Linked DNA regions of Homo sapiens: region 1 is linked to region 2. Evidence: chromatin loops called from intact Hi-C (ENCODE). Cell type or tissue: CD14-positive monocyte. All regions are shown on one strand. Each heading gives the region's core, and the rest is flanking DNA. Links, peaks and the distances in the headings are about the cores only. Region 1 overlaps CDK5RAP3 (CDK5 regulatory subunit associated protein 3). Region 2 overlaps CBX1 (chromobox 1).

What was found. A loop is a pair of places that touch in the nucleus more often than their neighbours do. Peaks named below come from ENCODE experiments on the same cell type or tissue, not always from the same donor. Only the 100,000 strongest peaks of a DNase experiment are listed, where the experiment ranks them.
Region 1: a loop joins it to region 2, with 3 times the contacts of the local background. A loop is called at or near these places in 9 of 110 quality-filtered maps.

Annotation. Positions count from the first base shown.
Region 1 is chr17:47,978,376-47,989,841 of GRCh38, forward strand. It overlaps CDK5RAP3 (CDK5 regulatory subunit associated protein 3), which reads left to right. Exons shown (of 14, transcript NM_176096.3): 11 at 454-542; 12 at 2,218-2,423; 13 at 2,788-2,959; 14 at 3,062-3,406. The coding sequence ends at 3,127. Among named protein-coding and RNA genes, the nearest start is that of CDK5RAP3, 13 kb to the left of the region's middle. In CD14-positive monocyte, for the core only: CTCF peaks have their summits at 133 (motif pointing right) and 332; a DNase peak (open chromatin) is centred at 176; H3K27ac peaks cover 588 bases.
Region 2 is chr17:48,068,277-48,079,871 of GRCh38, forward strand. It overlaps CBX1 (chromobox 1), which reads right to left. Exons shown (of 5, transcript NM_001127228.2): 2 at 8,589-8,765; 3 at 7,725-7,902; 4 at 6,730-6,824; 5 at 1,783-3,303. The coding sequence starts at 8,728. The coding sequence ends at 3,159. Among named protein-coding and RNA genes, the nearest start is that of NFE2L1, 26 kb to the left of the region's middle. In CD14-positive monocyte, for the core only: CTCF peaks have their summits at 6,230 (motif pointing left) and 6,430; a DNase peak (open chromatin) is centred at 6,255.

The DNA.
Region 1 (11,466 bases), core at 1-8,000, 92 kb before region 2:
AGGTTCTTAAAAGTTGAGAGTTTAGAAACTCTCAACTTTTTAGAGACCACATGTGGGCCAGCTGTTATGGTAGGAGGGCTCTAGGGGGATCGGGGCCCTGGAGTGTGACATGACCCCCGCCCCAACAGCAGAGAAGACGTAGTGGTGTCTGAGCCACTAGAGGGCGGTGCAGGATGAAACTTTACCTCCTGCGGTCCACCAGAGCAGAGAGCCGGCCTTTCTACCCCTCTGAACCCAGCTCTGGTCCTCCTCTCAGTCTGGGAGTTGGAAAGTGGTACCTGATTAGAGCTGAGACACCTGGGACAAGGTAGCCTTCCCCCTTGGATTAGAACAAGAAGTGGCTTTAGCACAGTGAGTCTGTCCGTATTAATCCTCCAGGGCTTCTCACACTTGAGGGTCTTTTCCTTCTCCAGTCCTCTGATCCTTTATCACTTCTCTGTCTCTTCCTGGCAGCTCCAGAAGGTGTTGCCAGGGGCCCAGATGCCCTGACACTGCTTGAATACACTGAGACCCGGAATCAGTTCCTTGATGAGCTCATGGAGGTACTGTCATCTCTGGAAGATGCAGGGGGGAGGCATGGCACCAGCACAGGTGGCTTCACTCCAGATGCCTGACCTGACCCCTCCTGTTTGTGTGAAGGGTGTGAGTGCTATTTGTGTCCTACAGCAGGAGCCTCACGTATTAGATGCCTCCTATTCATCCAGTTACTTATCAGGTACCTCCTAGGCACCTGGCACTACCTTAGGCACCAGAACTTGGGTGGTGAATAAGACAGTCAAAGTCCTTGACCTCATGGAGCTTATATTCTAATGGGGAATGCAGACTGGAAAGAAGATAAATAAATAAAATATGCAGGATGCTAGATGGCACCAAATGCCACGGAGAAAGAGAAAGTAGGGGAGGATGACGAGGATGTTGGAAAGGGCTATGGTTTTGTATCTGGTGGTCAGGGAAGGCCTCATTGAGAAGGTGACCTGTAATCAAGACTGCAGGCGGTGCAGAGAGAACCATGCAGATGTCTGGCAGAAGGGCTTCCCAGGCAGAGAGAGCAAGTGCAGAGGTCCCGAGGTGGGAGCAGACCTTGCACAGTTGACCAGCAACATGGAGGCTGGTGTGGCTGAGGAGAGAGAGCTGGTGGGGAGTAGAAGAGCTCAGAGATGTAGCGTCTGAACCTTGGTTTGCCTCTGAGTGAACTGGGAAGCTGTTGGAGGTTTCGAGCAGGTTAGGAACATGATCTCATTTGTGTTTAAGGACGATCCCTGTGGCTAAGGTGTTGAGCAGCCCAGCGTAAGGAGCCAGCGTTCTTGGACCTTTGTTGTAAGGCTGGGAGGACGGGGTCCTGTCTTTGTTAATCTCTGTATCTGCTCCCTTCCCAGTAGCCTGCTGGTTCGGAGAGCCTCCTGAAAGTTCTGTCCTCACCCAGTTCTCTCCTCTTTCTGCCCAGAGGCTCCTCCCAGCCTCAAGGGGAGAGGACAAAAGATATCTGTGAAGTTTTAACGGCAGAATAGGATTGATAAGTTAATATGGCTGGCTCTTGTATTCTTTTCAGCCTTGCCTTAATCCAGTGCTTCTCAAACATGTATTTCTGTTCCCTGAATCTCATTCCTCCCATGGAGACAAAATAAATACCTTCCCTGGGCAGAGAGAACCCTTTGAGTCTCTGTATTCTCAGTTATCTGATCCCAGGCTGGGGAGAAAGGACAGAGGTCTGGGGTTAGGATGAGATAGGAGGTGGGGACTGAAGGGTGACAGTAGTCTCTCCTAGCGCTTACAGTGTTCAGAGGAAACTCCTTACCCAGAGTCTAGCCCTCATGTCTCATTTTTGCATTTCGAGTAGTCCGAGGGCTTAGATTCTGAGTTCTTCTCTCAGTTTGAACCAATTTATCTTCTTTTTTTCTTTCTTCCTTTTTTTTTAAAAAGAGTTTCTCTGTCGCCCAGTCTGGAGTGCAGTGCAGCAATCATAGCTCACTATAACCTCAAACTCCTGGGCTCAAGTGATCCTCCCGCCTCAGCCTCCTGAGTAGCTGGGACTACAGGCATACACCACCATGTTTGGCTAATTTTAAACATTTCTGTAGAGACAGGGTCTCATCGTTTCCCAGGCTGGTCTTGAACTCCTGGCCTCAAGCGATCCTCCTGCCTTGGCCTCCCACAGTGCTGGAATTGCAAGTGTGAGCCATCATGTACAGCCTGAACCAATCTTTCTTCTGTCCTCAGCTTGAGATCTTCTTAGCCCAGAGAGCAGTGGAGTTGAGTGAGGAGGCAGATGTCCTGTCTGTGAGCCAGTTCCAGCTGGCTCCAGCCATCCTGCAGGGCCAGACCAAAGAGAAGATGGTTACCATGGTGTCAGTGCTGGAGGATCTGATTGGCAAGCTTACCAGTCTTCAGCTGCAACACCTGTTTATGATCCTGGCCTCACCAAGGTCTGGCTTCCCCTTGATGCAAGGCTCTGCCATCTTGAGCAGCTCTGCCTCCTTGTATTCCTCCTCTTGTTCCATGACCCCTTAAACCCCATCCCTGCCTCCTGGCCATTGCCATCCACTGGGGATAGGGGTTCTCTTTGGGACAAGAGGGGGAGGTTTCACATATACAGGAAGAATCTGCTTGCTTCCTGAGTAGGACAGGGGAACTGGGAGTGGGTTTTCCTTAAAAGGAAAGGGTTTAAGGATGTGAGGGTAAGCGGCCAGTTGGGGGTTTGGTTTCCCGAGCCTCTCACCTCCCCAGCAGCTGAATGGGAATGCTCAGGATGCACAGCTAACCCAGCACTCACCTGAGTGCCCCGCACAGGTATGTGGACCGAGTGACTGAATTCCTCCAGCAAAAGCTGAAGCAGTCCCAGCTGCTGGCTTTGAAGAAAGAGCTGATGGTGCAGAAGCAGCAGGAGGCACTTGAGGAGCAGGCGGCTCTGGAGCCTAAGCTGGACCTGCTACTGGAGAAGACCAAGGAGCTGCAGAAGCTGGTGAGATGGGAAAGGGAGGCCTGCCAGTGGGAGGACTCCCAGTCTGTGCAAAATGAGGCCCTGAGCACCCCTGCTTCTGCCCACTTGGTATCACTCTTTCAGATTGAAGCTGACATCTCCAAGAGGTACAGCGGGCGCCCTGTGAACCTGATGGGAACCTCTCTGTGACACCCTCCGTGTTCTTGCCTGCCCATCTTCTCCGCTTTTGGGATGAAGATGATAGCCAGGGCTGTTGTTTTGGGGCCCTTCAAGGCAAAAGACCAGGCTGACTGGAAGATGGAAAGCCACAGGAAGGAAGCGGCACCTGATGGTGATCTTGGCACTCTCCATGTTCTCTACAAGAAGCTGTGGTGATTGGCCCTGTGGTCTATCAGGCGAAAACCACAGATTCTCCTTCTAGTTAGTATAGCGGACTTAATAAAAGAGGAAAAAACTCTTGCTTCAGTACTGACAGTTCCTTATGCTGCTTCTCTGAGCCTGCAGTTGAGGCTTCGCACCTGTTTTCGTGGGGTTCTTGATCCAGGTGGGCTCCCTGATCCAGGTGGGCTCCCCAGGCCATCAGCTGTCACTGTGGAGCCCCAAGTTGAGGACTTTTCCCCTTTGCTTCTGGTGATAAAGAGGACCCCACATCTACAAATGGTTCAGTAAGGGGCTCTGGGATGGCTACGTGTGGGCCCCTTTCCATAACCAGGCCCAGGCCGCCCGACTCAGGCCAGAAGCCCTGGGGGAGCGGTCAAGCAGCAGCCTTGTTGGAGCCAGCAAAGCTGCATTTTCCTTTTAATCACAGCTTACCTCCAGGCAGAGGGAAAATGCGGTTTGGGGAGGAAGGGTCTGATAAACAAGGTGGAGACAGGAGCTGTCACCTTCCCTGGCTGCCTGTCCACTTCCTGCCCATAACTGCCCGCTCTGTGATCGGATAGAGCCCACCCCAGGATAGCAGCCCTCTCCCAAGCCACCTACCCATCCCCATTTCCCAGGAAGGGTAGGGGTTGGGGGTGGCTGGCAATTCGATTTTAATTTCATAGCAGAGCAGTTGATTCATGGCTCTTTGTCGCTGGCGTTGACTCCCGTAATGACTTTCCATCAAAATGAAAAGTGGAGTGACACCACTCATTATTCCTGCTGCTTGTTATCTCAGTTCTGGGGAGGGCCACCCCCTCCCCACTGCCTTTCAGCCGTCCTGGACAGTGAGTGATGGCGCCTATTAATCACCGACCCCGCGGACTCCAGCCAAAGGAGAGAGAGATAAGGCAGCATGAACTGCTCGAAGCCGTTCCTATCAATTAATGTCAACCCACCACTTCCCCCCAATCTTTGCCTGGTCACCTCTTTCTGGGGGATCAGGGGCTGAAATGAGAAGTCCGGGAATTGGAAAAATATTGGTGTTGAACATGGAGGTAAGACTCCGCAGACTAGCAGGGTATAGAGGAGGTAAGTGGACTGCACTCTGGCCTCAACACTCAGGAGGGATGCTCTTGGCTTAGGGAACTGCCTGCTGCTCTTGGTCCCTCTCCCTCTGGGAGATTGCCTTCTAGCTCCTGCCCCACCTGTTCAGCTGCTGGCTCCGTTGGCCATCTGGCCAGCCTCTTGCAGTAGCAGTCAGTTCACTGAGGCATACTACCCTTGCCCACTCTAATGTCCTTTGCCCAGTCACCAGCTGTTACGCAGACTCCATTGCTTACAGCAATGGAGCTTCAGGGAGAAACCCCGTGGACCAGGTGACCATGGCAGACCGGGTTCAGGCCTCCAAAGCTTCTGCCCCTGCGCTTGCAGATGAGCACCTGACCTGCTTTCCCAGCCCTGCCTAAGGTCAGCGAGGGGAAGCAGTGCTCACTGAGGTTTGGCTATTTTCCCAGGAAGGGAAGTGGGTTTAGATAGAGTTTTCTCAGCTGATTTTGGCCCCCTTGGTAAGCAGTGTGGTTAGGCCACTGCTCTGGATCAGAGATACTAGGTGACTGCTTAACAGGTGACATCAAGGCCCACCCTGATCCCCAGGCTGAGGCAAGTGGTTTCATGAAAGCCTTTAACTCGATAACATTGGGTTTGTTCTCCAGAACCTTTAGCCTCCCTTTCCTTTACCGCCGCCTGCTTCCTGAGTCCAGCCCTCCTGGCCATGCTGAAGGCACTGAAGGGATCCACCCGGCTGGTTCTCCCTGGCAAGAGCAGCTCTGTGTCTTTCAGGTCTGCCTCCAGCTTCCCTGAGCTTCACTGGTTGTATTTGGGTTCCTGCTTGTGTATCTCAGAATGCCCTCAGAAGTCGTTGTAGGGACAGAATGAGTTAAGATATGCAGAGCTCTTAGAACGCTGCCTGGTGCGGAGGAGGCTCTTGGTGGACATGTGTGAGCTCTTATTTTTGGTTTGGGGAACCATGATGAGGACTCTCCATCCTGGCCTAACTTGTCTTCTTGGAAAGGAGAGGTGAGGGGCTTTAGGGGAGCTTGAGACCAAGTTTCAAGCAGTCAGGTTGAAACTTCCCTCTTTCAGGGAAAGAGGGAAGCGGTGCACCAAGATTACACCCTCAGAATCCTTAGTTTGATGTGAATTATGCTGCCAAGAGCACACTATACTTTTGTGTTGACTTTTATCCCACCTCTTTCCAGAGAGGATTTAAGGCAACGCCTCTCACTACTTGGCTAAGACTCCTCACCCGGCTTCAGATAAGGAAGCAGCGAGTCACCTTTCCAAAATTCTCTGCTTGCTAAATCCAGCCATGGCTCAGCCCCACTCACTGCCTCTCTGCCCAAACATTGCCTCTCTCCCTGCGTCAGTTCTACCGTGTCCTCTCCGGTGTGGTTCTCTTTATAGACCACAAAAGTAGGATCCCTTTGCACTGCAGCCTGCAGTGGCTGACTGTGAACATGGGATAAGTGGAGTGCTAAGGCTCGTTCATCTGGGCCCCAGCGGTCCACCCCCTGTGCCCCTCTGAGGGCCTGCCAGTATCATGGGGAGTCTGGCACATCTAGAATTCCTTTCCTATTGCCAGTTCAGAGCAGGGAACAAGCTGCATCATTCAGAGTGAACATCTCCTCACCCATCTAAAGAATTAACCTGCTCTGGAGACCTGGCCGGGAGTTGAGGACAAAAGAAAGGCACATCCCCAGCCTTTGGGAGCAGAAGCCAACCTTGCTGGAGCTCCTCACATGCACCTCCCAACCACCATTAATTCCCCAGAATTAATGGTTGCGTACAGTTTCTCCCCAGAAACCCAGGTCCTGTGGCTCTTCTCTGCCTTTTCATACACTCCTACCTGTTCTGTTAATGATTTTTATTTCATCTGTTTTTAAAACTTATTATTTTTGAGACAGTTTTGCTCGTCACCCAGGCTGGAGTACACTGGCGCGATCTCGGCTCACTGCAACCTTTGCCTCCCGGGTTCAAGCGATTCTTCTGCCTCAGCCTCCCAAGTAGCTGGGATTACAGGTGCAGTAGAGCCTGGGTTTCACAGCATTGGCCAGGCTGGTCTTGAACTCCTGACCTCAGGTGATCCACCCACCTCGGCCTCCCAAAGTGCTGGTATTACAGGCATGAACCACCATGCCTGGCCTAAACTTATTTTATTTATTTATTTTTTTTTTGAGACAGAACCTCACTCTGTCACCCAGGCTGGAGTGTAGTGGCGTGATCTTAGCTCACTGCAAGCTCTGCCGCCCAGGTTCAAGCGATTCTCCTGCCTCAGCCTCCCGAGTAGCTGAGATTACAGGCACCTGCCACCACGCTCAACTAATTTTTGTATTTTTAGTAGAGACATGGTTTCGCCATTGGTCAGGCTGGTGTTGAACTCCTGACCTCATGATCCACCCGCCTCAGCCTCCCAAAGTGCTGGGATTACAGGCGTGAGCCACCGTGCCTGGCAACCTAAACTTATTTTTTAATAGAGACAGGGTCTCACTATGTTGTCCAGGCTGATCTCAAACTCCTAGCCTCAAGGGATCCTCCTGCCTCAGCCTCCCAACGTGCTGGGATTACAGGTGTGAGCCACCTCATTGGGCCTATTTAATCTAATTGCCACTTGTTTGATCTCTTTCCCAACTCCTGTACATGCACATACAAAATTTAATAAAAGTGATAGGAAGACAAACATGTAATACAGTGTGTTGGTGATTAGCACGTTCTTGAGATCTGGACTGCCTGGGTCAAACTCTGTCTCTGTTCTTACTCCCTTGGGCAAGTTGCTGGACCTCTCTGCCTCATTTCCTTCACCTGTAAAATGAAGACGAAGACCTTGGGTAGGAAGCTGTGGTGAGCATGCACACCACTTAGAACAGTGCCTGGAGGCCGGGCGCAGTGGCTCATGCCTGTAATCCCAGCACTTTGGCAGGCCAGGGCAGGCGGATCATCTGAGGTCAGGAGTTCCAGACCAGCCTGGCCAACATGGTGAAACCCCGTCTCCACTAAAAACACCAAAAATTAGCCAGCATAGTGGCAGGCACCTGTAATCCCAGCTATTCAGGAGGCTGAGACAGGAGAATCGCTTGAACCCAGGAGACGGAGGTTGCAGTGAGCCGAGATCGCGCCATTGCACTCCAGCCTAGGCAACAAAAGTGAAACTCCGTCTCAAACAAAAACAAAAACAAAAAAACAGTGCCTGGCACAGTAAGGCTCAGACTAGCTGTTGTGAGAGGGCGGTGGGGTGGAAATACCCTCAGCTGAGGTTAGAAAGTTGTGTTCTAGGCCGGGCGTGGTGGGTCACGCCTGTAATCCCAGCACTTTGGGAGGCTGAGGCAGGTGGATCATGAGGTCAGTAGTTCGAGACCAGCCTGGCCAGTACAGTGACACTCCGTCTCTACTAAAAATACAAAAATTACCTGAGCGTGGCGACATGCACCTGTAGTCCCAGCTACTCGGCAGGAGAATCGCTTGAACCCAGAGGCGGAGGTTGCAGTGAGCCAAGATCTCGTCACTGCACTCCAGCCTGGGTGACAGAGCAAGACTTTGTCTCAAAAGAAAAAAGAAAGTCGTGTTCTGGTGCCCCATATTCCAACATGTCCCAAATCAAAGCCATTGTCCACACCCACACTGCATCTCTCTTTATTTCCTGACAGTTTCATCAGTGGTGTCCTGGGCTCTGCTGGCTGCTCTTTCTAATCCACCCTGGGCCTTTTCACCCTAGTCATTTCCCTGCTTAGAAACTCTGAGGCTCTGTAGTGCCCCAAATTCCTAGAGTAGCAGCCGCCAAGCCCTGCATAATTGGAACCCCACCAGCCTTTTCAGCCTGGGCTACCCACCCAAGACATCAAATCCACATGTGTCCTCGAGGCCCCATCCTTTACTCGGCTCCCTCCAAACCATCTTGACCCCCGATTCAGATGAGGCCCAAATGCATCTCTGTGGACATCTCCAGTTGTCCCTGCAGAATTAGTCACTCCATCCCTCAGCAGCATCCTGCAGCCCCATGCAGATATCCTTAGGAGGGGGGAGCTCTTATTTATTGTGTTATATGCCTTCCTGAAGTGCCTGCCCACTGAGCTGCTTGCGGGCAGGAATGGTGTCTTGACCACATTTATGTCTCTCTTGGAGTATCAAACGTTAGCTTCTCTGAACTTTAATTGTCTTAATGCTCTCTAAAATGACTTTGACCTCTGACATATTATGATCATGTGGCTTACAAGTTAACACAAAGGAAGAGTCTCACGAAGCACAAGAAGTTTGGGAAGAAAATTGGGGTTAAGTCAGCTTTTTAAATGGACTGATGGCCAGGTGGGGTGGCTTACGCCTGTAATCCCAGCACTTTGGAGGCCGAGGCGGGAGGATCACTTGAGCCCAGGAGTTCGAGACCAGCCTGGGCAGAGTGCCTGCCTACCCCGAGGATCATTTCTGGGCCTCATCTCTCCTCTTTCACTGTTTGGTTGAGGACATTTCTGGAGAGGAAAGTAGAGGGCTATTGTCCCATCCTTTTGGAGATATCATTGCTTCATAGAGTTAGGTTTGCTATCAAAGCTGGGGCCTCCTCCCTGTCTGAATACCACCATCTGCTGGGCTTTGAGCAAGCCGTTCTGCCCTCTGAGCAATCGGGCCCGAGGAGCTGCGTCCAGGGTAGCTGTCCCGCCTGGCAGAGCCTGAGCCCAGCAGGAGGGCATCAAGGCTGCTGCAGGCGTGTAGAGCCCGGGGGCACCAGCTGACCCGGATCTGCCTGTGTCCTCCAGATGCCCTTCCTCCCTGGTGACTGCCAGGGCCTCTCTGAGTAAATTGGCCCTGAGTAAACTCTTACTTAGCCAGCCCGCCACCCTCCTCTCATTCCCCAGGCTTCAAAGAAAACCAGTTTGAATATTTAAACTTCTCCTGTGTATCTAATAAAAAGTTCTGCACTACTTAACGCCCCAGCTATCCATTACTGTCGGGAGCTGCTCTCTCCCTCCCAGCATTCCCCTCCCTCCCTCTCGCCCAAACCACGAGCATGGCAAAGCCATTTGTCAAACCGCTCCCGCCACTGGCTGCGCTTGGCTGTGTCTGAAAGGACAAGCCGCCCCACAGGGGAAGGTGGGAATGAATAAAGGGGCTATGCAAATTGCTGCTTAATCTGCAGAGAAACACCCAGGCTTTGGGGAGACGCTCATTACTTCTTTTAACTGTGATTAACGGGCAAATTAAACCCAAGCCCTTAACTCTCTCCTGGCAGAGGACTTGAACGCAGAGCCCTGGGCCAGTGAGGTTGGAGGGAGGTAGTTGCATCTGTACCTGGGGACCAGGACCGAGGAGCATCCGCACTGCCCCTTAACCCTGGTAGAAGGGAGGGGAACCCCAAATGCCTGAGGGCAGACCCAGCACAACTAATCTTAAAGCACAGGGAAGGAAGAACTTAGTTCTTTCAGAAGACAGTTCTGTCTGTCATTCAAGAAAAAGCAAAGTCAGGTTGGGCATGGTGGCTCATTCCTGTAATCCCAGCACTTTGGGAAGCTGAGGCAGGTGGACTGCTTGAGCCCAGGAGTTCGAGACCAACCTGGACAACATAGCAAAACCCCGTCTCTACAAGAGATACAAAAAATTAGCCGGATTTGGTGGCCTGCACCTGTAGTCCCAGCTACTGTGGAGGCTGAGGTGGGAGGGTCACCTGAGTCCAGGAGGCAGAGGCTGCAGCGAGCCAAGATCACACCACTGCACTCCAGCCTGGGCGACAGAGACCCTGAATCAAAAAAAAAAAAAAAAAAAAAGTAACATGGAGGACAGGCACAGTGGCTCACACCTGTAATCCCAGCACATTGGGAGGCCAAGGCGGGTGGATCACTTGAGGTCAGGAGTTTGAGGCCAGCCTGGCCAACATGCTGAAACCCCATCTCCACTAAAAATACAAAAAAAAAAAAAAGCAAAGTCACTGGTCCCTTGAATTTGCTTCCATCCTTCCCCTCCCCCCACACACACATACACACACACACAAAAACCCTGGGAGAATTTCTTAGACCTCAAGTGCCAAAACATGTCAAGGGTGTGGCTAAAGTGGCTTTAGCCACAAACTGAGTTGCTGGTCAGACCAGCCCCAAGTCTGGTGCTGGAAAAGTGTGTTTAAGGAGCCTCCAGATGTTCAACTCCAAAAATGACCTTGAGATGTATTAACCAGGGAGGTGAGGAAGCAGGAGGTGGGGGAGCTGAGTGTGCTTCTGGAAGGGGAGACACTGGGAATGGCCCTGCGCTGGCCATACGGGTTACAAGCACACACCCTACAAGGGGTCAAAGAGCCAAGGCAGCTCTCTTCATTCCTTATCCATCTGTGGGTTTTGGTTTTGGTTTTGAGGTAAGACATACATAGAATAAAATGTATCATTTTAACCTTTTTTGAGCGTACAGTTCAGTGACATTCACATTGCTGTACCACCATCATCACTATCCATTCTGTTTTTGCAGAATATTGAGCCATCCTAGGAGACCTGTAATCACCTCTAACAAACAGCAACAATGGAGGCAGGGCCCTGTAGCTAGAAGAGTTCTGTGTGAAATCCAGAAAATTGGAGAACGCCCACAGGAGCCCCGGGAGATTGAAATAGAGGCCTGCCGTTCAGGAGGCAGGTTTGGGAGGAAATCCTGCAGAGATTCCCCATTAAACACAGATTTCCCCTAAGCTTGAGCGATTAGGAGGTGAAAGATGACATACAATGGTGACAGACTGTCTGTCAACCTGATAGGGCCGAGGAGAGACACGGCCCCGTATTTTATTTTGTCGTGGAGTCGATCAGTAGGTCTGTCATAGAAACTAGCCCTGACAGCTCGCTCAACAACTCTGCTCTCTTTTCTTAACTCTTGAAGCCCAGCTCCACCATCTATTAAAACATCCTGGGCTGTCAGGGATATTAAAAGGCTCTGTCACTCTTTCTTAAAACAGTCATAAATACAATCTGGACACCAGCATTTGGGCAGGAGCCCCAGCATTGAGTGGGAAGAGGCAACAGCAGGTATGCCTGCCTTTCTTGACAGCCTGGGCTTTGGCATTGTTCAAATAGGGACCATGGACTTACCTCCTTTTTCTCTCTGTAGATGGAGGAATCATGGCCTTCTCTGATATCATGGATGCCTGGTAT
Region 2 (11,595 bases), core at 2,044-10,043:
TGCCACTGCACTCCAGCCTGGGTGACAGCGAGACTCTGTCTCAAAAGAAAAAACAAAAAACAAAGAAATATTCTCTGAATACTTTCTCAAGCTGACCTAAGATTTGTTGTGCCTACTTATAACAGTTTGAATTTGTGGCCTCAACAATCAAAAAAGTTGATCCTTAAACTACTGATCTAGTAATATGCCAATTGGCTTTTGAAAATAACAAAATTGTGACTACCTAGCTTCAACTCAGTTTTCACTGCATGCCTATCAGTATTACTGTTTTCTCTGGGGGAGAATGATACAGTTTTTACAACAGCTCAGGAATGCCACAAATGACAAGTCAGTCAGTTCCAAAGGTTAAGACCAAAGCTGACTAGCAGTCCATTTGGGATACAAACCAAGGCTGTAGTTTCATTTCAGTGCATCTGATGGTGCAGAACAGAACCAGAACACCTCCACTTAAACTCCCTTAATTAGCTACCGACTGCTGTGCTACTGTCAACCACCACCAGGGCACACACTCAGACCTCTGTGCGGGAAGGCCTGTCTGTGACCCAGACCTTCAGTAAGGCTCCCCAGCTCCACTTATGTCTCCTGAGAACTTTCCTGAGGAGGCTTTCTGAAAAAATTATCTACACATCAGTTTATTTTAAACAAATGCTTTGCACGAGTGAGTAGTACTCAACTGTTACACTGATTTGTTCTCAGTGGAAATCCTATGTCTGTTACAAAAATGACAAGTTGGCCGGATGTGGTGGCTCATTCCTGTAATCCCGCACTTTGGAAGGCCGAGGCGGGCGGATCATGCGGTCAGAAGATCAAGACCATCTTGGCCAACATGGTGAAACCCTGTCTCCACTAAAATACAAAAAATTAGCCGGGTGTGGTGGTGCACGCCTGTAGTCCCAGCTACTCAGGAGGATGAGGCAGGGGAATCGCTGAACCCAGGAGGCGGAGGTTACAGTGAGCTGAGATCGCACCACTGCACTCCAGCCTGGCAACAGAGCAAGACTAAAAAAAAAAAAATAAAAAAAAATAAAGGCAAGTCCAAGGCCAGGCACAGTGGCTCATGCCTGTAATCCCAGCACTTTGGCAGGCCGAGGCAGGTGGATCACCTGAGGTTAGGAGTTCGAGACCAGCCTGGCCAACATGGCAAAACCCCATCTCTACTAAAAAAATTTAAAAATTAGCCAAGTGTGGTGGCACGCGCCTGTAGTCCCAGCTACTCTGGAGGCTGAGGCAGGAGAATCGCTTGAACCTGGGAGGCAGAGGTTGTAGTGAGCCGAGATCACACCACTGTACTCCAGCCTGGGTGACAGCAAGACTCCATCTCAAAAAAAAAAAAAAAAAATCATAGGCAGAAAATGACGTTTTAAATCAGTGCGCAAACACAGGGCCAAATTCCTGGAAAATTTTGGAGAAGTAGATTTTAGCCAAGGTCATATAATCTATTACATACCATAGGCAGGATCTAAACCTAACTTAAAAACCCATGTTTCCAAATATACCATAGTTTGGAAGTGCTATCAGGTCAGAGTGCTCAATAAACTTTTGGCAGTACTGAAGACAGCATGATGCGACCATCTTTACAACCTCTGCAGCAACTGATAAATGCCCAGTAAGTATTTACTAAATTAACATGGTGTGACCACTTAAAGATTCAGGCCAGGCACTAGATTTTCAAGCCTACAGTGTTCAAGAAATAAAACCATTCAAGTGAGGAAGCCATTTCCAACAGGCTGAACCTATAAGGCAAGAAGGGTTCCTGGTAAGACTTAAGACAGAAATCAGGGATTATAAATCTATAGTTTTATTAAGACAAAAACTGACAATGTAGTATGAAGTTTACATTTAAACAAAGTTTACACAGAAATCTAACACATGCCTAAAAGAATTTTACAACGTAGCTCTAGATGCAAGTCTAGACAATATCAAGAACTGATGGTTCTCATGACTCAAGACAGAGCATTTTGGGTATGTTACTTATTAGGATTTCTTAAAAAATTGTTTTGTGTGTGTATGTGTGTGTTTTAAAGTGAACCACTGCCCAATATGAAAGTTTAATCTTCTCCTGAGACCAAGGCTTTTGAAATCACTAAACTCTTGGATCAATTCAGTGAAACTTGTGCTGTCAGTGACTGAACCCTGCCAACAATGGTTTCAGTGTTCAAAGCTCAAAGTAAACGGCTCCAAGAGTTTTCCCCACTAAGAGCATGGGCCCTTGTCTTTCCCTACTGTCTTACCTCCTCTACCACCCTCTTCCTCTTCCTAACACCTCAGCCAGTGGCTTGGATGAACAAGCTGATATTTATAACTTCGTTACTGGAAAAGAAAGGGTCTTCTAATTTCGGGAATTAGCACCTCTAAGGCAGAATGATCTGCTTGTACTGTATACTCTCCAATAAAAGACCTTCCCTCCTCGTCAATTTCCATCTCCAAAATGGCAACTTTGGTAACTTATGAACAGGCTTAGTCCTTTGTGGGAACAGCAATAAGTTTAGGCAGGGAACACCTTGGCTTATAGGTTTCAGACTTTCACAGCTTTTAAACAGTCTCTCACAGTCCTTATTTATGGTGCCAATGACATTTTTTTAAAGGTAAAATATTCTGGACATAGAAGCAAATCATTAGTTGTCTGTTCTTTTCCATTGCTTCACCATTTCCCCTATCAGGCCCCAAATGTTAATCAAAATGATGCTACCCATCTCCCTTTCTCCCCTCCCCATCCCTCCCTCCCCCAAATAATACACCAGTAATAGCCAAAAACTACACACATGCTACGCTGTAAAAATGCAGAGTTAACACTATTGGGAAGAAGGCTGTGGGTTGTGGAGATGCTCTTTGAAGATCTACAGTATTTTTTTGCTCTCCCACACACCCAATTCTGCAAGTTTTGTCCTTCATAGAAGGCCCTTTGCTTTTCGCAGCAAAGTGCAGAAAAGGTTGCCTTGAAACACTTATCCCCTTTCCCCTCCACTGGGATGGGTGTGCAAACTATACAGCTTGAAACGGCTTTAAAGCACTTGGGCTGCTGCAGGGCACAGAAACTATACTGGCTCTTCAAAGGACATCTTCTCAAGCCACCTCTATGGTGTCAAGACAAGTAGAACTCCTTCCCTTCCCACTTGAAACCCACAGTCAGATGTGACAGGGGCTGGTACTCAGGAGCGTTAGTTCTTGTCATCTTTTTTGTCATCATCCTCCGAGGGGTAGGAATGCCACGTCAGCCTTTCCTCATAGAAGGATATGACAACCTGTGGGCACTTGACATTGGCTTCCTTGGCAGGGACCAGGTCAGCCTCATCAGAGTTTTTCCTGCAGAATAAAGCAAAGAGAGACTTTGAGACCAGGTGCTGGTGGTCTATCCTAAGTTGGATAACCCAGGGGACAGTGCTTTAAAAATGGTAATTTTAGAAAAATAGGCTAGGGAACAATGAAAACGTGGCCCAAGCAGCATTTACTGGCAATTGTATGTCAAGTGACATCCTCAGAGTTAACTCTCCTGTTGAAAATTCCCTCTGGGGATTCGTGTATGTCAAAAGCCAGGTCAATGGACTTAACCAATCACATCTGAACATCTGGGCAAGGCCCCAAAAAGCATGACTCTCTAGATTCTCTGAGGGAAGAGAGGATACCTAGATTCTCTGAGGGAAGAGAAGTTACCACACTCCTCCAAAAGCCATATCCCAGCTGATAAGAACCCATGGAGAAATCTTGGCTTTGTAATAGGATTTTTTTTTTTTTTTTTTTGAGACAGAATCTCACTCTGTTGCCCAGCCTGGAGTGCAGTGGCATGATCTCGGATCACCACAACCTCCACCTCCTGGGTTCAAGCGATTTTCCTGCCTCAGCCTCCCCTAATAGCTGGAATTATAGGTGTGCGCCACCACACCCAGCTAATTTTTGTATTTTTAGTAGAGATGGGGTTTTGCCATCTCTACTAAAGATGTTGGCCAGGCTCATCTTGAACTCCTGACATCAGGTGATCCACCTGCCTCAGCCTCCCAAAGTGTTGGGATTACAGGCATGAGCCACCTCGCCCGGCCCGTAATAGGATTAAATACCACATCTGGCATTGGCCAGAGCAAATGAAGATGGACACTTTTTGCATAATCGTAATTACACTGACACTTCCAAATGCTATCCTCGCATAACTTCCAGGTGCTTTGAAATGATGTTTCAACATCGGGAGTAGAAAATGAGGGAGCTGTAGTTTTCTGAATTTTAAAATGTTTTCAAGTGGCTGGCCGCAGTGGCTCACACCTGTAATCCCAGCACTTTGGGAAGCCGAGGCAGGTGGATCACGAGGTCAGATCGAGACCATCCTGGCTAACACGGTGAAACCCTGTCTCTACTAAAAATACAAAAATTAGCCTGGTGTGGTGGCAGGCACCTGTAGTCCCAGCTACTTGGGAGGCTGAGGCAGGAGAATGGCGTGAAACTGGGAGGCAGAGCTTGCAGTGAGCCGAGATCATGCCACTGCACTCCAGCCTGGGCGACAGAGTGAGACTCTGTCTCAAAAAAAAAAAGTTTTCAAAATTTGAAAATCATACACATTATAAGGGAATTAGGAGTAAACTCTTAGGCAGGGAGCAGTAGCTCACGCCTATAATCCCAGCACTTTGGGAGGCCAAGGTGGGCAGGCCCAGGAGTTCAAGACCAGCCTGGTCAACATGGCAAAACCGTGTTGCTACTAAAAATACAAAAATTAGCCAGGCATGGTGGCGTGCGCCTGTAATCCCAACTATTCGGGAGGCTGAGGCACAAGAATCGCTTGAACCTGGGAGGTGGAGGTTGTAGTGAACAGAGATCGCCTCACTGCACTTCAGCCTGGGTGACAGAGCGAGACTCTGTCTCATTTAAAAAAAAAACAAACTCTTATCTTCAGGTTATTAGGAATGTCCTAGACAGAAGCAGTAGCGTAAAGCAAGCAGGAGACACCTGATGACATCTCTGACAAAGCACCACCCCAAATCTCTAGAACCTTAATAACAGGAAATCAGAGCCACATAGTCCCATAGAGCAGAAGAGTAAGCTGATAATGTATGTTTTTGAACAATGGACCCAAGAGAATGGGAGGGAAATGGGAATCTGAAGCATGCTGCCATTTGCTGACAGCTGAACAACACCCTCTGAGTTAAATTTAGTCATTTCACTCCCCAGAAATATTTACTACTTTTAGAAATATACAAAAATCTCTATTCTCCAGTAAAATAACTTTTTAAAATGTACTTTGTCTTATAATCAAATCCAGTTTTAACCTGTAGACAGCAGTGAGTCGGCCAGGTGCAGTGGCTCACGCCTGTAATCCTAGCACCTTGGGAGGCTGAGGTGGGTGGATCACCTGAGGTCAGGAGTTTGAGACCAGCCTGGCCAACATGGTGAAACCCCATCTCTATGAAAAATACAAAAATCAGCCAGGCGTGGTAGCACATGCCTGTAATCCCAGCTACTTGAGAGGCTGAGGCAGAAGAATCATTGAACCCGGAGGGGCGGAGGTTGCAGTGAGCTGAGATCGTGCCACTGCACTCCAGCCTGGGCGAAAGAGTGAGACTGTCTCAAAAAAAAAAAAAAAAAAAAAGACAGTAGTGAGTCAACCAAAGGAGTACAATCTTAAGCAATATGGAGATACTACTGTAACTCACACTGGTCACATGCAGAAAAAGTATATTCTAGCTAAACTGAGTAACTCACAGTATAACTTCTCCCACCCAATAAGCAGCATCTTAAAAATGAACTTTTCTCTTATAGGTTAACAATAAATCAGCTAAAAGAGGGGCAGCTCCAGTAACTGCCTAGGGAATACATAGAAGAGAATAGGTTAGTTAGTTGTGACTCTGGCTTTCAGTGGTGCTAAAGTTAGGCCCCTCCAGCCATACTGTAAAAGAGGATAATTAGTACAGACACGAGTTTCAGAGTAAGTTCTGGACTGACAAAAGGACAAAGCTCCATAGACTGTGTGTGTGTGTGTGTGTTTTAAAGGACAAAGTTTCTAGAATGCTGCCTTCATTGGCAATGGCTTAGAATTATTCCTTCCAAATTTTAAATACAATCATTGAGATCCACTTTGTGGGGAGAATGAGCAAGAAATAGGAAGAATGGCCTTCTTTTGACAGAGTAGGAAAATTACAGAGATTGTTGGGATAACTATCTTCATTAGGCTGTTTCATGGAGTATTACTATCACTGGTATTTATACTCATAATGGAAAAAAGCAGGCTTGCTCTATGCTTGATAGCAGTTAAGGAGCCTTGCTGACCCCTGCTGGCTGATCCTGTAATTGTAGAATCTGCACAAATTGAAAGGGATCCAACAATTAAGGACAAAAGGAAGAACTACAGATTCTTTCCTAACCCTGAGAATTTAGCAGAATTTCTGATTCTGGGGCCAGCCTCATCTTTATTAAGGAGGTGGTAGAAGGAGAGGGTGGTCCAATCACATTTCATTTTCTCCCCCTTTATTTACAGAAGTGAAATGTAATTCCTTCCCACACTCTTTCCACTCTAGATTGTCTCCCACCTCCTAAAAATATGGGCAAAGACCCAAGATTCCTAAGGGCTCCTACCTGTAACTCATGAGTCCAGGGTGGCAGTCAGGCCGAGGGTCACTATCGAAGGACTATGCCATCTTAACAATTTCACACTTGGGTGATTGGAATTTCGAAGGTCCAGCTCTTTTCCTCTGGCATGAAACCAATGGGAGAAGAAAAAAAACAACCACACAGAGCCACTGGCCGACTCACCATTTCATCAGGAACATGAGCTCTCCACTGGAGTCTGTAGCTCCAATAATCCGCTCCGGCTCCAAACCTCGAGCAAAGCCTCGTGGCTTTTCTGACTGTAAAAACAAGATGGGTAGAACAATTTTATCTATATGGGACTATTATCCAGACTGGAACCATTCCTGTGTCTCTGATTAATGTAATCACAAACTCTTTTTTTTTTTTTTTGAGACGGAATCTCACTCTGTCGCCCAGGCTGGAGTGCAGTGGTGCGATCTCGGCTCACTGCAGCCTCTGCCTCCCAGGTTCAAGTGATTCTCCTGCCTCAGCCTCCCAAGTAGCTGGGACCACAGGCACATGCCACCACGTCAGCTAATTTTTTGTATTTTTAGTAGAGACCCAGTTTCTCCGTGTTAGTCAGGATGGTCTTGATCTCCTGACCTTGTGATCCGCCCGCCTCGGCCTCCCAAGGGGCTGGGATTACAGGTGTGAGCCACCGTGCCCGGCCCAATCACAAACTCTTTTGCCAATATTTCACCAATACCTTGGCTCAAGTAAGAGAGCTGTTAGAATCCTTTGGAGTGATTATTCATCAATGTCTGAAGCGCATGAGATTTTCCCTATGTGAAAAGGGACATACAGCCCAAGCAAAATCAATGTTTACAACTATCTCTTCACTCTCAAAAAACAACTTACTTTAAGATACTGATTAAGTCAAAATAGCCACCTCACACCTTTAATGATTAAATATTGAAAACTATTTTTTACAAGAATGAATTCACTTGCCCTTATATCTGTCCCCAGCAAGTTTTCCATTTACTGCTCCTGTACCATGGATAAAAAGTAAGAGATCATGTGGCTTCATGACAGTACACTCTCACTTTGTAGGCATTAGCCTACCTAAGATTTCAGGACTAAGAAGAGACAGCTGCTAATATCAGGGAAGAAGCAGAACAAAACTACTTTGACAGTAGTTTGAATTGTGGGCTAGTAAAAATTCTTACTTCTATTCTTACCTCTTCTTTCTTCTTCTTTGGTTTGCTCTCCTCTCCCTTATCTTCAGAATCAGAATCAGCTTTGCGCTTGCCTCCCTCTGATTTATCTGTCTCATGTGCTGTTTTCTGTGACTGCAGAAACTCAGCAATGAGGTCGGGGCAATCCAGGTTCTCTTCTGGCTCCCATGTGTTGTCCTCACTGAAACCAGAGGGCACAGCAAGTCACACTTTCACTCAAATAAGTATACTCATACTAAGGATAATCGTAAGAGGACAAGACCTCAGATGTCTATGGAAAAGCTGAAATTCTTGGGGAATGGGGAAGCTTTTTAGTATAAATAGAAAGCTAAGAAACTGGCTTCCTTCAAAGGCAAATGACTTTTATTTGTCAATTTAAATTGGTCTGTAGCCACACACAAAACTGTTTCTCAGCAATCACTATGGGCTGGGTACAGTGGCTCATGCTTGTAGTCCCAACACTTTGGGAGGCCCAGGTGGGAGGACTGCTTGAGGCCAGGAGTTAAGAGACAAACCTGGGCAACTAAGCGAGACATGGTGGTGCATGCCTGTGGTACCAGCTACTTAGAAGGCTGAGGTGGGAGGATACCTTGAGCCTGGGAGGTTGAGGCTGCAGCGAGCTATGACTGCACCACTGTACTCCAGCCTGGGTGACAGAGCGAGACCTCGTCTCAAAAGAAATAATTTTTAAAAAGAAGTCATTCTGCTTTGTATTATAAGCAGTAGGCCATATTCCTAATTAAACAATAAGCCATGAAGGTGGGGACTGAGTCACACTGTATCCATCATAGCACTGGAGGTCTCATACATCTCTAGACTCCTGATAAACACGTGGTGGCTACATTTACCTGTGTCAGTGAAACTTACTCTGAGAATCCCTTCCACTTTAGGAGGTACTCCACTTTGCCCTTTACCACTCGACGGTCGAGAACTTTTTCCACCACATATTCCTCTTCCTCCTCTTCTAGCACCTCCTCCACTTTCTTCTTGTTTTGTTTTTTCCCCATAGTGCCCGCCAGCTTTCTGGTGTAAAGGGTGACGCTGCTAAAATGATAAATGAAATAAAAAGGGCATTAGGGAGCACTCTTATTGGTTAGATAATATCTGGATGGTAAGAAAACCAGGGACATGACAGGTGATAATATTGTATGCTGCTTATAGTAAGTGTTAGGCTTCTTCTCACACTCGATACAAAATAGTTTTCTGATATGTCCAGCCAGAAAGCTCATAAAACAGCCCCAATTAATCTTACAGCAAACTTTTTTTTTTTTTTTGAGAGACGGAGTCTTGCTCTGTTGCCCAGGCTGGAGTGCAAAGTGGCGCAATCTCGGCTTACTGCAACCTCCGCCTCCTGGGTTCAAGCGATTCTCCTGCCTCAGCTTCCCAAGCAGCTGGGACTACAGGCGTGTGCCACCAAGCCCAGCTAATTTTTGTTGTTTTTTTTTTTGTTTTTTTTGTTTTTTTTTTTTTAGTAGAGACGGGATTTCACTATGTGTTGGCCAGGTTGGTCTCGAACTCCTGACCTCAGGTGATCCACCTGCCTCGGCCTCCCAAAGTGTTGGAATTACAGGCATGAGCCACCACGCCTGGCCTTCACAGCAAACTTCTTTATTCTTGTGTATCCATTTAAAACTTTTATACCCATTCTTGGTAATTTTAAAAGGCTCCCAATACTCCTTTTACCATAAAGCATGGTAGCTAGGGCCAGGCGTGCAGGCTCACATCTGCAATCCCAGCATTTTGGAAGGCCCAAGTGGGAGAATTCCTGAAGCCCAGTAGTGTGTGACCAGCCTAGGCAACACAGCAAGACTCCATCTTCACAAAAAAACCGTTGTAAAAGAGCACGGTAGCTAAAATATTGCATTAAATTGAAAGGCTGGGTGCAGTGGCTCACACCTATAATTCTAGCACTTTGGGAGGCCGAGGCGGGCAGATCACCTGAGGTCAGGGGTTCAAGACCATCCTGGCCAACATGGCGAGACCCTGTCCCTACTAAAAATACAAAAATTAGCCAGTCGTGAGCCAAGATCGCACGACTGTACTCCAGCCTGGGCAACAGAGTGAGACACTGTCTCAAAAAAAAAAGAAAAGCAGTCCTCCTAAAAATGTGCACATATCAATAAAACTTACATATTACTCTCTGACTCATACTTTCTCCTATTCCAAGTTTTCCTTTTCATCAAAGTACTGGATTTGAATTTGTTTTTTTTTTTTGAGATGGAGTCTTGCTCTGCCCCCAGGCTGGAGTGCAGTGGTGCAATCTCAGCTCACTGCAAGCTCCGCCTCCTGGGTTCACACCATTTTCCTGCCTCAGCCTCCTGAGTAGCTGTGACTACCGGCGCCCGCCACCACGCCCAGCTAATTTTTTGTATTTTTAGTAGAGACGGGGTTTCACCATGTTAGCCAGGATGGTCTCGATCTCCTGACCTCATGATCCGCCTGCCTCGGCCTCCCAAAGTGCTGGGATTACAGAGCTGAGCCACCATGCCCAGTCTGTTTTTGTCTTTTTGAGACGGAGTCTCAACTCTGTGAGCTGGGCTGGAGTGCAATGGTGTGATCTCAATTTACTGCAACCTCTGCCTCCCGGGTTCAAGCGATTCTCCTGCCTCCACCTCCCGAGTAGTTGGTTTTACAGGTGCCCGCCATTACGCCTGGCTAATTTCTATATTTTTAGAAGAGACGGGGTTTAACCACGTTGGCCAGGCTGGTCTTCAACTCCTGACCTCGTGATTTGCCTGCCTTGGCTTTCCAAAGTGCTGGGATTACAAGCGTGAGCCACCGTGCCTGGACTTTTTTTTTTTTTTTTTTTTTTGAGACGGAGTCTCACTCCAGCCCAGGCTGGAGTGCAGTGGCACAATCTCGGCTCACTGCAACCTCTGCCTCCCGGGTTCAAGTGATTCTCCTGTCTCAGCCTCCTGAGTAGCTGGGACTACAGGTGTGAGCTACCACGCCCGGCTAATTTTTGTATTTTTAGCAGAGACAGGGTTTCACCAACGTTGGTCAAGCTGCCAGGCTGGTCTCAAACTCGTGACTTCGTGATTCACCCGTGCTGGCCTCCCAAAGTGCTGGGATTACAGGCGTGAGCCACCGAACCCAGCTCCAGCCCCGGCCCCGCACCTCCCCCTCTTTGAGATGGAGTCTCACTCCAGCCGGGCTGGAGTGCAGTGGCACAGTCTTGGCTCACTGCAACCTCCGCCACCTGGGTTCAAGTGATTCTTTTGCCTCAGCCTCCTGAGTAGCTGGGACTACAGGTGTGTGCCACCATGCCCAGCTAGTTTTTGTTTTTTTAGTAGAGACAGGGATTCGCCATGTTGGCCAAGCTGGTCTCGAACTCCTGACCTCAAGTGATCCACCCGCCATGGCCTCCCAAAGTGCTGGGATTACAGGCATGAGCCACTGTGCCCAGCCATGTTCTCTTGTTCTTTATGCAGTCTTTTCTGAATTGAACTTACGATTCACAAATTTCTTGTTAACTTATTGTATTTAGTTTATTTTACAACTTTTTTTCTTTTTTGAGACAGTGTCTCACTCTATCACCTAGGATGGAATGCAGTGAAGTAATTATGGCTCATTGCAGCTTTGACCTCCTGGGCTCAAGTGATCCCGCTGCCTCAGTCTCCTGAGTAGCTGGAACCACAGGTGTGCGCCACCATGCCTGGCTAATTTTTTAAATTTTTAGTAGAGACAAGTTCTCAATATGTTGCCCAGGCTTGTTTCAAACTCCCAGGCTCAAGTGATCCTCCCACCTCAGCCTCCTACTGGGATTACAGACATAAGCCATCACACCTGGCCTCCAATTTATTTCTAAAAACTAAGGAAGAGTCATAAAAATGCCAGAATGATCATGAAATTCTCTAAACTGGAACCCTGTAAA